4 separate regions of the Homo sapiens genome follow, and regions 1, 2 and 4 are each linked to region 3. A link is a loop called in an ENCODE intact Hi-C map of the cell type or tissue named here. Cell type or tissue: PC-3. All regions are shown on one strand. Region 1 overlaps MNAT1 (MNAT1 component of CDK activating kinase). Region 2 overlaps MNAT1 (MNAT1 component of CDK activating kinase). Region 3 overlaps MNAT1 (MNAT1 component of CDK activating kinase). Region 4 overlaps MNAT1 (MNAT1 component of CDK activating kinase).

What was found. A loop is a pair of places that touch in the nucleus more often than their neighbours do. Peaks named below come from ENCODE experiments on the same cell type or tissue, not always from the same donor. Only the 100,000 strongest peaks of a DNase experiment are listed, where the experiment ranks them.
Region 1: a loop joins it to region 3, with 5 times the contacts of the local background. A loop is called at or near these places in 2 of 110 quality-filtered maps.
Region 2: a loop joins it to region 3, with 4 times the contacts of the local background. A loop is called at or near these places in 5 of 110 quality-filtered maps.
Region 4: it touches region 3 in a loop (2.0-fold over the local background); 3 of 110 quality-filtered maps call a loop at or near these places.

Annotation. Positions count from the first base shown.
Region 1 is chr14:60,964,061-60,966,560 of GRCh38, forward strand. All of the region lies in intron 7 of MNAT1 (MNAT1 component of CDK activating kinase), which reads left to right. Among named protein-coding and RNA genes, the nearest start is that of TRMT5, 16 kb to the right of the region's middle. In PC-3, no CTCF peak of the experiment used is centred here; no DNase peak of the experiment used is centred here; H3K27ac peaks cover 467 bases.
Region 2 is chr14:60,806,919-60,809,418 of GRCh38, forward strand. It overlaps MNAT1 (MNAT1 component of CDK activating kinase), which reads left to right. Exons shown (of 8, transcript NM_002431.4): 4 at 1,407-1,510. Among named protein-coding and RNA genes, the nearest start is that of MNAT1, 73 kb to the left of the region's middle. In PC-3, no CTCF peak of the experiment used is centred here; a DNase peak (open chromatin) is centred at 1,253; H3K27ac peaks cover 366 bases.
Region 3 is chr14:60,756,498-60,758,997 of GRCh38, forward strand. The region is part of intron 1 of MNAT1 (MNAT1 component of CDK activating kinase); the gene reads left to right. Among named protein-coding and RNA genes, the nearest start is that of MNAT1, 23 kb to the left of the region's middle. In PC-3, no CTCF peak of the experiment used is centred here; a DNase peak (open chromatin) is centred at 1,354; H3K4me3 peaks cover 1,054 bases; H3K27ac peaks cover 2,175 bases.
Region 4 is chr14:60,861,509-60,864,008 of GRCh38, forward strand. All of the region lies in intron 6 of MNAT1 (MNAT1 component of CDK activating kinase), which reads left to right. Among named protein-coding and RNA genes, the nearest start is that of TRMT5, 120 kb to the right of the region's middle. In PC-3, no CTCF peak of the experiment used is centred here; a DNase peak (open chromatin) is centred at 1,013.

The sequences.
Region 1 (2,500 bases), 210 kb after region 3:
AAATAGGAAAAGAGTAATCTCAGAAGCACTCCTATGTTAAAGAACTAAGAAACTGAAGTCTTTCTGAAGCTAAGTGTAAATTATTCCACTTTCTTTGGGAGCAAAAGCTGCAAAATATAACACAAGAAAATGACAGTGTAGGAAACCAAAGTTCAGGAACAAACCTTCAAGTGTGGTTTTCTAATGCTTAATCGTATCTTACGCCCTTCTCAGGATCCATTGCTCCTTTTCCCTCCCTCTTCTCCAAGGTCTGTTTGAAAGGGATTTTGATGGGATAGGAAGGCAGCTTTAGACAGAGCATAAATTAGGGCATAAGATGTCCTTTGTACAAGAATTATCTTAGACATGCTTTCAAAAACATACTTTTTTTGACCTTATTAAGAAAATAATCAAAGGTATGATTTTTTAAGTCTTTGAGTTTAGTCTGCTTTCAGTAAAAATAAGGTATAGGTACCAAAATAAGCAAACCTCGTTTTTACTTTCCTGGTTTCTGCTTATACGATTTACACATATTTAAAATAAACCCATGAAAAACAGGAATAGTGTCATGGGATTGGCTAAATAGTCAGAGCAATTACCTCCAGGCTCCCAAACCCAACTGAGCTTGACTTTTGGAAGTAAATTTGGCTAAGACTTCTTCCTCATTCTGTTTTATAAAGGTATACATGAAATGATACTGACTTCTGCCAGAAACCCCAGGAATCCTGTTCAGTGATGTACTTGTAATGGTCATGAAAGAATAAAAACACAGATGTGGATTAAGGTAGAAAAGTACAGAAAACACTAAATTTTCATTGTGCTGTTTCAATGTGGCAGATTCTTTAAAATACTTCGACATGCTACAATAATTAAAGGTTTTAAGAACATTAAGATACTTAAAAAATAAAAGCCCACAATTGAATAACAAAAATGAACTTTGTTTTATTTTTTATTGGCATTAATGTAGGTTGCCGTGGTGAAAATAGTTTGAAATACTTCACAGTAACAGTTTTGTGCAGCCCTAGAGATCAAAAACAGCAAAGTAAATAAGCAGGACTCTCAACGACTCATACTCACAGACATGTTTAATGTAAATGATTGCTAGAAGGGAAGGGCATTTTCTTCAGTGCTATGCAAAGAAATTTTAATTGACTTGGTTTTGGCAGTGAGAATTGTACAACTTAGCATTAATAAGTCAAATTTAAAAATTTGCTCATTACTCTGGATTATGACTATGTTCAAGAAATACTATTTTCAAGCACTAATCATTTAGATAAAACTTTTTTTACACATTTATGGCATCAAGGAGTATGACTGTTTATAACATTTTACCTATAAAGCTGAACTGTTTTATATACTCTTTATGGAAACATGGCCATAAATTAAAAGATGCAACTGTTTTGAATATTTTACTGGTGGTCCTCTGTTTTCCTGCCAGCAGTGCAGCTGTTTCAGGTTTCTCAGGATAACATATAAAAAGCTGTATGCACACTGCAAGTTTATGCTCAAATTGCCAAGCCAGATATGGTATGACTCAACTTTCCCAGAAGCAAGCTGTACCAAAATGTGATGAATCAAAACAGTTAGTTGCACAGTGGTTTGTATTACAGCTATGAAAACCAATTCTCATTTATGATGTTTGGCTTTTCAAGGTTGACAAACATTCTACTGTGGTGCTTGAATTTTACCATAAGTGAACATCTATTGAAGCTAAGACTATGCTTTTCTTTTGAGGATCTGAGGAAAGGAAAGGGTGATACATTATCATCTGGTGTGCGGATAAAAATTAGCTGGAAACTTGTATCAGGAATGGAACATTTCATTTCCAAGTTACCTATAAAAATATTACTCACTTATTATTTGTATGATAGTTATTGAATTCCCTGTGAAGCCAGGTTAATTTTTAGACCTTTCTGAGGTAACTTAACATTTACTTCATTTCTCATGCATCAGAATCTTAACAGTTGATACTTTATTGTGTCTTGGAAAGTAATAAGCAGATAACTTTATGGCCATGGGGTAGGTGTGGTGAATCCCTATTTCAATCCTATGCGACCTAAGGTTCTATCAAGAGTTTAACAACGACTATTTTTCTTTTTTTTTTTTAAACAGGGTCTCACTCTGTTGCCCAGGCTGGAGTGCAGTGGTGCGATCTCCGCTCACTGCAACCTCTGCCTCATGGACTGAAGTGATTCTCTTGCCTCCCAAGTAGCTGGATTACAGGCACCTGCCACTGTGCCTGGCTACTTTTTCTATTTTTAGTAGAGACGGGGTTTCACCATGTTGGCCAGGCTGGTCTGAAACTCCTGTCCTCAGGTGATCCACCTGCCTCGGCTTCCCAGAGTGCTGGGCTCACAGGTGTGCGCCACCACACCCAGACAACAATGACTAATTAATAATAGTAGTCTCTAAAGTGGGATGTGTCCCATGAGGATATGTAAGATACAGTATATGGAGAAAATATTAAAACATTCATTCATTAATTTATTTAGAGATGGAGTCTCGCTGTGTCACCCAGGCT
Region 2 (2,500 bases), 50 kb after region 3:
CTGACTGTTTTGTGTCAGGACTAGAGTGTGATTTATGAAGATTGTCCCACATTGCATCCTAGCCAGATTCCCTGACTTATTTTCTTTCCCACTTTATGTTAAAAAACTGGAGAAGTTGCTAGAGGATAATTGCTTCTCATTTTCTCTCAATTCTTCCAGATTTAAAATTGCGTATGATAAAACTGAATAGACTTTTGCCTTTATACCTAAATGAGCCTGGATTTTCAACAGTGATTATGATAAATTGATGTTCTGAAATAAGTTGGCCTTTTGAGAAGAAAAAAATGAAATTATAGATCAAACTGGTCATTTGAGTCTGTTTGATGGCTTTACTCAACAAAACAAGCAACTCTGTGTTGGTCCTCCGGTGTTACTTTTCAACTCTTATAAGCTATTAAAGGAAAGAGTGAGATGGGGAAGCAATCTGTAGAAACCCAAGGGATAGAGCAGAGTTATTTAGGGTAGATCCGTCTTGTTTGTAGGGCAAGAAGCAGGAAGCAGTGGTAAGTAATTGGAGAAGGGGTGGAAGGGCTAATAATGGATGTAGAAAGATTACAAGGGAAGCTAAAGGAGGCTTGAATTGAATTATGGAACAGGAGAGTCTTACTGATATGGATTCCTCCATATGAGTTTATATATAGCAAGAAGGTCTTTTTTTAATTGTTCAGAGTATTATAGTAACTTTGATTTACATATGGAAAATTAGAAGGGAATATGGCATTCATAATTCAAATTATTTTGAGTTGGAATTATAAAAAGAGAGTTGTAATTTACAGAAAATTTAGTAGTATCTAAACATGTCTCAGTGGTTCTCTTAAGAAATTCTTTTACTTTAAGTTTTGGTGCCAGTTTATCCTTTATTTTTCTTCTTAAGTTCCAACTCCTTTATTTCATACGTTTCTAGAGCTAGACTACAAGGGAAGTAATTCAAGCCTGTGTCTACTCATGTTGGAGACAATTGGAATGGGGATAAAACCTGTTTTTTGTTTGATATAAATTATAAAAATATATGATTTTTTAACTCTTTTTTTAAAATTCTGATTCTTGTAGTAGATTCCAGACTTACTCTTTATATTAAAAAAATTTAAACAATTTTTTTATGCTTTTAAAGCTAGAGAGGGGACTATAAAAATCAGATCTAAGCACATATCTTAGGTTTTCTGGAGTGATCCTGACATTTAGGTATTTTGTGCGAGTCAGACAGTCTGTCCTTGTGTTTGGCTTGGAAAACATGTTTGCCGTAACTAGAGCTAGTCTCTAAAATAGGTAGCTGATTAAAAGGTCACAAATAGAGCTATAAAGAATGACAACCTAACAAATGAGTCACTGTGGTATTTGTTTTTTATTGTCTACTCAAGATTTATATTAAAAATATTTTTCATGTCATCGTTTCCTTTCTAATGCAGTTTTCAACTTGACCAACAATGTGGATTTGGACAACACCAAAAAGAAAATGGAGATATACCAAAAGGAAAACAAAGATGTTATTCAGAAAAATAAATTAAAGCTGGTCGGTTGCTAAGTATTTTCTTCTTATTTTGTCTTAGAAACAAATGTTTCCACATGATACTTTAAAAAGCCATCTTCCTTTAAACCAGTTACATTTATAGAAAATTTAGCTGAAATTTAGACCAGAAATATGAATATATGCTGTATAGGTATGTAGGTAGGCAGGCACACATTACTGTAGCAAAAACCACTTTGACAGCATTATGTTAGACTGTGCTTTCTTAAGGAAGTGGATCCGTAAGATAGGTGATTGTTAACGCTAGTTTTATCTGCCTGTATAATCTTCTGGTAAGTGAGCATTTGGACAGTGGTCACAAAACACTGGAGGCTCATTTTTATCCTTGGACATTAATTTCTCTAAAGGAGAGAGAAAACCCAGACAGACGGTGATGGAGCTACCAAGAGGGAGATAAAACAAAAACACTATTTATTAGAAACTAAAATGAATTCATGATTAGATCAGAGGAACACATTTGTAAACTAAGGTTAACTTTGGTTTCTCAATTAGTTACCTTTTTTGTTTTACCGAAAGAGTAACATTGCTAGATATAAATATGATTTTGGTTTGTTTTAGTTGATCTCATGTTGAAGTTTGTTTTGAAAATATCTCAGGAGTCATTATTATTATATGTATTAGAATGTATTCTATAAAGAAAAAATTGTATGCATGCAAAGGAGCAATTGTCTAATTTATACACTTTAGCTATCATTTCTATAGTACAGTTTGGCTTTCTAGTTGTAGGGGAAAGCAGAGGTAATTACGTTTGAGATACTTTATCAGGATTTTGTAATAATCAGTGAAAAGGATACAAGTATATTTGGATCACATAGCTTATATTTTCATTTTGTATTTAGAAGAGACTTCCTCCTTGTAGTCTTATAGTGTTTTATATCAGCATTTCTTTCCTGCTGTAAAACTCTCAATGAATTGATACTACATTTTCATTCCATTCATAGCTAGCCTAGCTTTCTTTTAAAAGTATCTTATTTC
Region 3 (2,500 bases):
AAATAGTATATTTTTATACTTCACAGTGTCTTATGGATTGCTTACCATTTAACAGTTAAGCTGGAGGATGGAAAAATCTTGATGTAAGTGGTAGGAACTTCTGCCAACTGGAAATCAATTAAAATGAAAATAAAGCAAGTATAAAGTTTTAGTGTTACTGGGAAGATACCATTTGACTCACAAAGGTGTCATTCATGTGCTCTTTCTGGCTATATACCTGTGGCCTAAAGCTGTGGTCTTTTGGGGATTTAATTATTAATACAGAAATGTGTTTTACAAAATAGAGCCATGTCTATTTTGATGCCATATAGTTTCTTTTTAAAATGTATAAATGCCCTTGCGTTTTTTTGGGCAAAATCAATCATGCTGTCTTGTATTTGGAGGTAAATGACAACAGGATATTCACTTCCAGTTTAAGTAGTAGCCTACAGTTTCTCTTGAATTTAGTTTTTGGCTTGGTTAAACCATTAGTGTATTTGACCTGGACTAGAACTTGATTTTAAGATGTCATCAGCTGTGAGTTCCCAAGTGACTGGCTCTCACATTTCACTGAGAGAGAACAGGCTATTTGACTTGTTAGTTTGAAGAAATCATATGCAACTTTCTGGTACTGCAGAAGTTGTTCAGAAACATAACACAGAGTACTAAGAAGCTAAAAATTTCCTGTTTAAAACTAACGGTGTATGGAGTAATTTATTTTGTGGAATCTGGAGGGATTGGTGTTTGAGATGGAAATACATACTGATCTGACAGTTTCTTACTCTTATTTACCTCTTTCCTCAGTTTTTGGTGATAATTCCAAGTTATATTAATATATAGACTGTATCAAGCCACTATGAAAATTTTATCTAAATGCAGTTCCAGATTTTGCAGTATTTTAGTGCATTTTTTTTTATTGTCCACACACACCCACACACAGGCTAGAATGTTTGACATTTTCTGGTCATCAATTGAGACACTGAAATGTCTTGTTTGATAAAGTTATATTTTGTTTCAAAGATATTTTTAATAGACTGTTCCTAAGCATTTGAACCAAACAGCAGCTATGAGCTTAGGGCTTTAGGGCAAGATTTCCTAGAATATCATTCATGTTACTCCTAGTTTACATCAGAATATAGGAGACAAACTATAATTTAGTTTCAGTTAATACTTTCCAAATTTTTACCCCTGTGGCATTTGTCTGAGAAATACTGATGAGTCACAGAGATTCCCTTTCTGTCCTTAACTAGAACATATGTAGAATAGGAAATAGGAGAAAACTGTTCATGCATTTCCGTGCTTTTAGGTTTTTTTCTGCTCTTGGCAGTGTATTGATTCTGATGCTTTACTTATTTTGTAATTTTTATTTTATGACTTCCTGTGTACAAGGAGTTGATGATGCAAAGTTGAATCAGAGGTAATTTTTGCCCTGAGGTCTCATTGCTAAGTATGGAAGATAGACAAACAAAATGTTACAATACACTACAATAATTGTTATGATGAGTGTTGTTGGAACCATCTAAGGAGCATAATTTAGATGGTAGAGGGCAGTGGGACCAACAAATATACCAGATATTCAAATAAGAAATCTGAGGTCATACTATATGTACTAGGCTTATTTCTAAGCCCTACGAAGTTGTGCCCATAACTGTCTCCTTAATAACTTCCAAATTACAGATTTTATCCTATTCCCCTTGTAGTCTATGTCTTCCTTATCTCTACTTGGACTTTTTTTTTTTTTTCTTTTTGAGGTAGGGTTTTGCTTTGTTGCCCAGGTGAGAGTGCAGTGGCAAGATCATGGCTTCTTGCAGCCTTGACTTCAGGGCTCAAGCAATCCTCTCATGTCAGCCTCCTCAGTAGCAGGAACTACAAGTGTGTGCCACTACACCTGGCTAATTTATCTTTTTGTAGAGACAGAGTCTTACTGTGTTGCCCAGGTTGGTCTCGAACTCCTGGGCTCAAGTGATCCTCCCACCTCAGCCTCCCAAAGTGCTGGGATTACAGGTGTGAGCCACGTTGCCTGGTCCACTTGGACTATTTCAACTGTCTCCTGGCCGAGGACTGCTTCAAGCTTAATTAACATGGATACTGCTTACTACCGCCCACTCCTCCCAACCCTCCAAAAAAAAACCCCCAAATTCAGAAAACAAAACAAAAAATAGTCTTCCCCTTTTAACCATGATACTTCCTGCTTAAACTTCTTTGGTGGTTTCTTGTGTCTTCCACCAATGCTTCTCACATTTTAAAAAGTAACATTAACAATGGAGGAAAACAAATTTGTACCCCTAGTTTGTCTGGAGGTGCAACTAGAAGTGTCGCTTTGAAAGCCCCTTTGAAGTTTTGGTTGACCTTAAAAATGCATGTAAGATTTTAATTTTTTAATATTTTCTGTTAGTATTAAAACAAAAAGTATATGCCTTCCTAATTTTTTATCTCATACCCCTAACCTTTGCATAAAATTGATGTTTTAGGAAGACGCACCACGTTTTCCTCTGGCTTTATGTAATCCCTGACACACAGA
Region 4 (2,500 bases), 110 kb after region 3:
TCATTAGGTTTTTTTCACCATTAAAAAAAATCAGTTTAATATTGAATTATTTTTTTAAAAAAATTTGAAAAGGTCTACAGGCATCTTAAAAATTGTCTGTACACTTGCTATTAATGAAAAAATTAGAAGAATTTCGAGCAAGAAAATATTCACCTGAATCAACATATTTTAGTGTCCTTAATGTTGAGCAATTAGCTGATAAGCTAGTTTGAACCTGACTTTCAGGATAGAATACTTTTGAGGTTGTATTTGTTTTTTTGCTTTCAACAAGGCAAGTCTTGATGCTAGATCAATTAGCAAATCTTGAAGAATTAACTTAAATGGTGTGGTAATTCCTGTTATTAGAGATATTTCTTAGAACTCATGAAATTCCTCCCTCCCACATGATATCAGATGTGTTGAGTTGAGAAAGTTGCTGGGCAGCAGTCTTGTATATCAGAGTCCAGTTCAAAGTTGTTAGAATGAGAAGTGTTTTTAAAATGTTATGGGAATGCCCGAATTACAATTGAACTTTGAAATTAAAAAGAAAACACAAGACAGTATAAAAATAAAGACCTATGAGAGTGTTGTAGCAAGTTGGGCTTTTTGTAACCTACCGTTTAAAATACAGATCTTTGAAGGCAGGTTTTTACTAATTATTTTATTACTTTGCTCTTGCTAAAGACAGCAAGGCAAGTAATTATCCTCAGATCTGAAGATTAAAAGTCTTATGATTTTTAAATAAATATTAAGCAAGGAGAGTAATTTTTATAACTGTTAGCACATATGCTTTGTGTGCTAGCTTTTTCCTAATGTAAAATAAATCTGAATATGCCATACGATTGGTGACAAATAAAAAACTCTTTGTGCAATTAAGAGAAAATCTGTTTATTTAAGAGCTCTCAAAGGTTGTAAAAGATTATACTTGGCTGTATGTGAAGGATAAATGTTGTGAAATAATGCCCCTTAGTTCCCCTTTTATAATAAATCTCAGCTGTGTGTTCAGCACAAGGGCTCAGTGCCAAAAAGAACAGGTTCAACTTGTCCGTGAGGATTTGCACCACAGTAAAGTGCACAACTGCTTTTGTAGAGGTCATTGTGGAGGTCAGGGCATGTACAGTTGAATGAAAGCAACTTTAGAAACATGGTAGATCATAGAGTTACTTGAGATTCAAAAATCAATGTTAACTTAAAACATTAAAAAGATGGAAAATCATAAGAACCTTCAAATATATTTTTATCTTTATCTACATATGTTAATATGTTTTCATACAGATTAAAAATAATTTCTTTGGCATCTTGTGCTAGTATAGTTTTAAGGATCTTCAGGATATTTTATAATTGCCAAGATTTGGAAGCGTTGACTATTTTAATATTTGTTAAATTCTTTAGAGTGTTCACATAATGAAGGTAGGATATGATGGTGGTAGAACAAAGTGTGCAGGGATATGTGCATGGTGGGAGTAAAGGCAGGGGAGTGTGGATGAGTTTTAATAAAAATATGGGTGTAATCTGGAAAATGTCTCTACAAGTCATATTTATCTTGAGTTTGTGATCGAAAGATTCGAAATTTAACAACAACAACAACAACAACAAAGAAAATGCAGTCTTATACAGTATGATTCTTTTTCCTAAATATCTCAAAAATACTTTTATACATTTGTGATAAATAGAAATAAATGAGAAATAGAATGTGGAGAGGCTGTAAGATCCCAGGACTCCAGCCAGTGCATTGAGTTTCATATAAAGAATACCTGAAAAGATATAACTAAGTAGATGCATAGCTTACCTGGGGTTATATTTTATCTAGAGCTGTACTTCATGACTCTTTTCTCGTTTCTTTTTGGTGACTATTTTTTAAAAAATGGTGATCATAGCAAAATGACAGGCAACCATTGGTTTCAGTGTGGGGATTAATTAGTAATCTTTAGAATGTGCTTCAGCAAATGCAGCTGATTGGCAGTAGCATCTGTCTCAACAACTGACGGAATGTTAGTACTTTTATCAAGTAATTTTCAGAAGGGCTCCAAAGCTGTTTTACTAAACTCTCTCATATGAACTGCTTTCTTTGTCCTCTAGGGCATTGTTTTACTAAATATACCTATCCATGAATTAACTAATTAGTGAAAGGAGGGCTATAAAATTGTTATTTTTTTAATTTTAAAAAATGGACACAAATGTGATAGTCTGTGTATTCTTGTATTTGTGGGACCACCACTATGCTCACTGATCACACACCTATGTTCTCAGATGAAAAATTTATAAAGGATTGTGATTTTGCTGTATTGTTTTTGTAGTTCGTCTCATAAAACATGTCTCTTAATTATGAAGAGTGATTTGTTAAAGTACAATAAACTGTGATTTAAAGGATTGATTAGTATAGTCAGCTTTCTAGAAAGGCAATTTACTTCTGCATTGCCAGGAATTACTCTTCTTAGTTGAAATAGCCTTTTTACTAAACTGGTTCATATTTCAAAGGATATGCAGTTTAACATTCATTAACAGACAAGCCATCAATTTT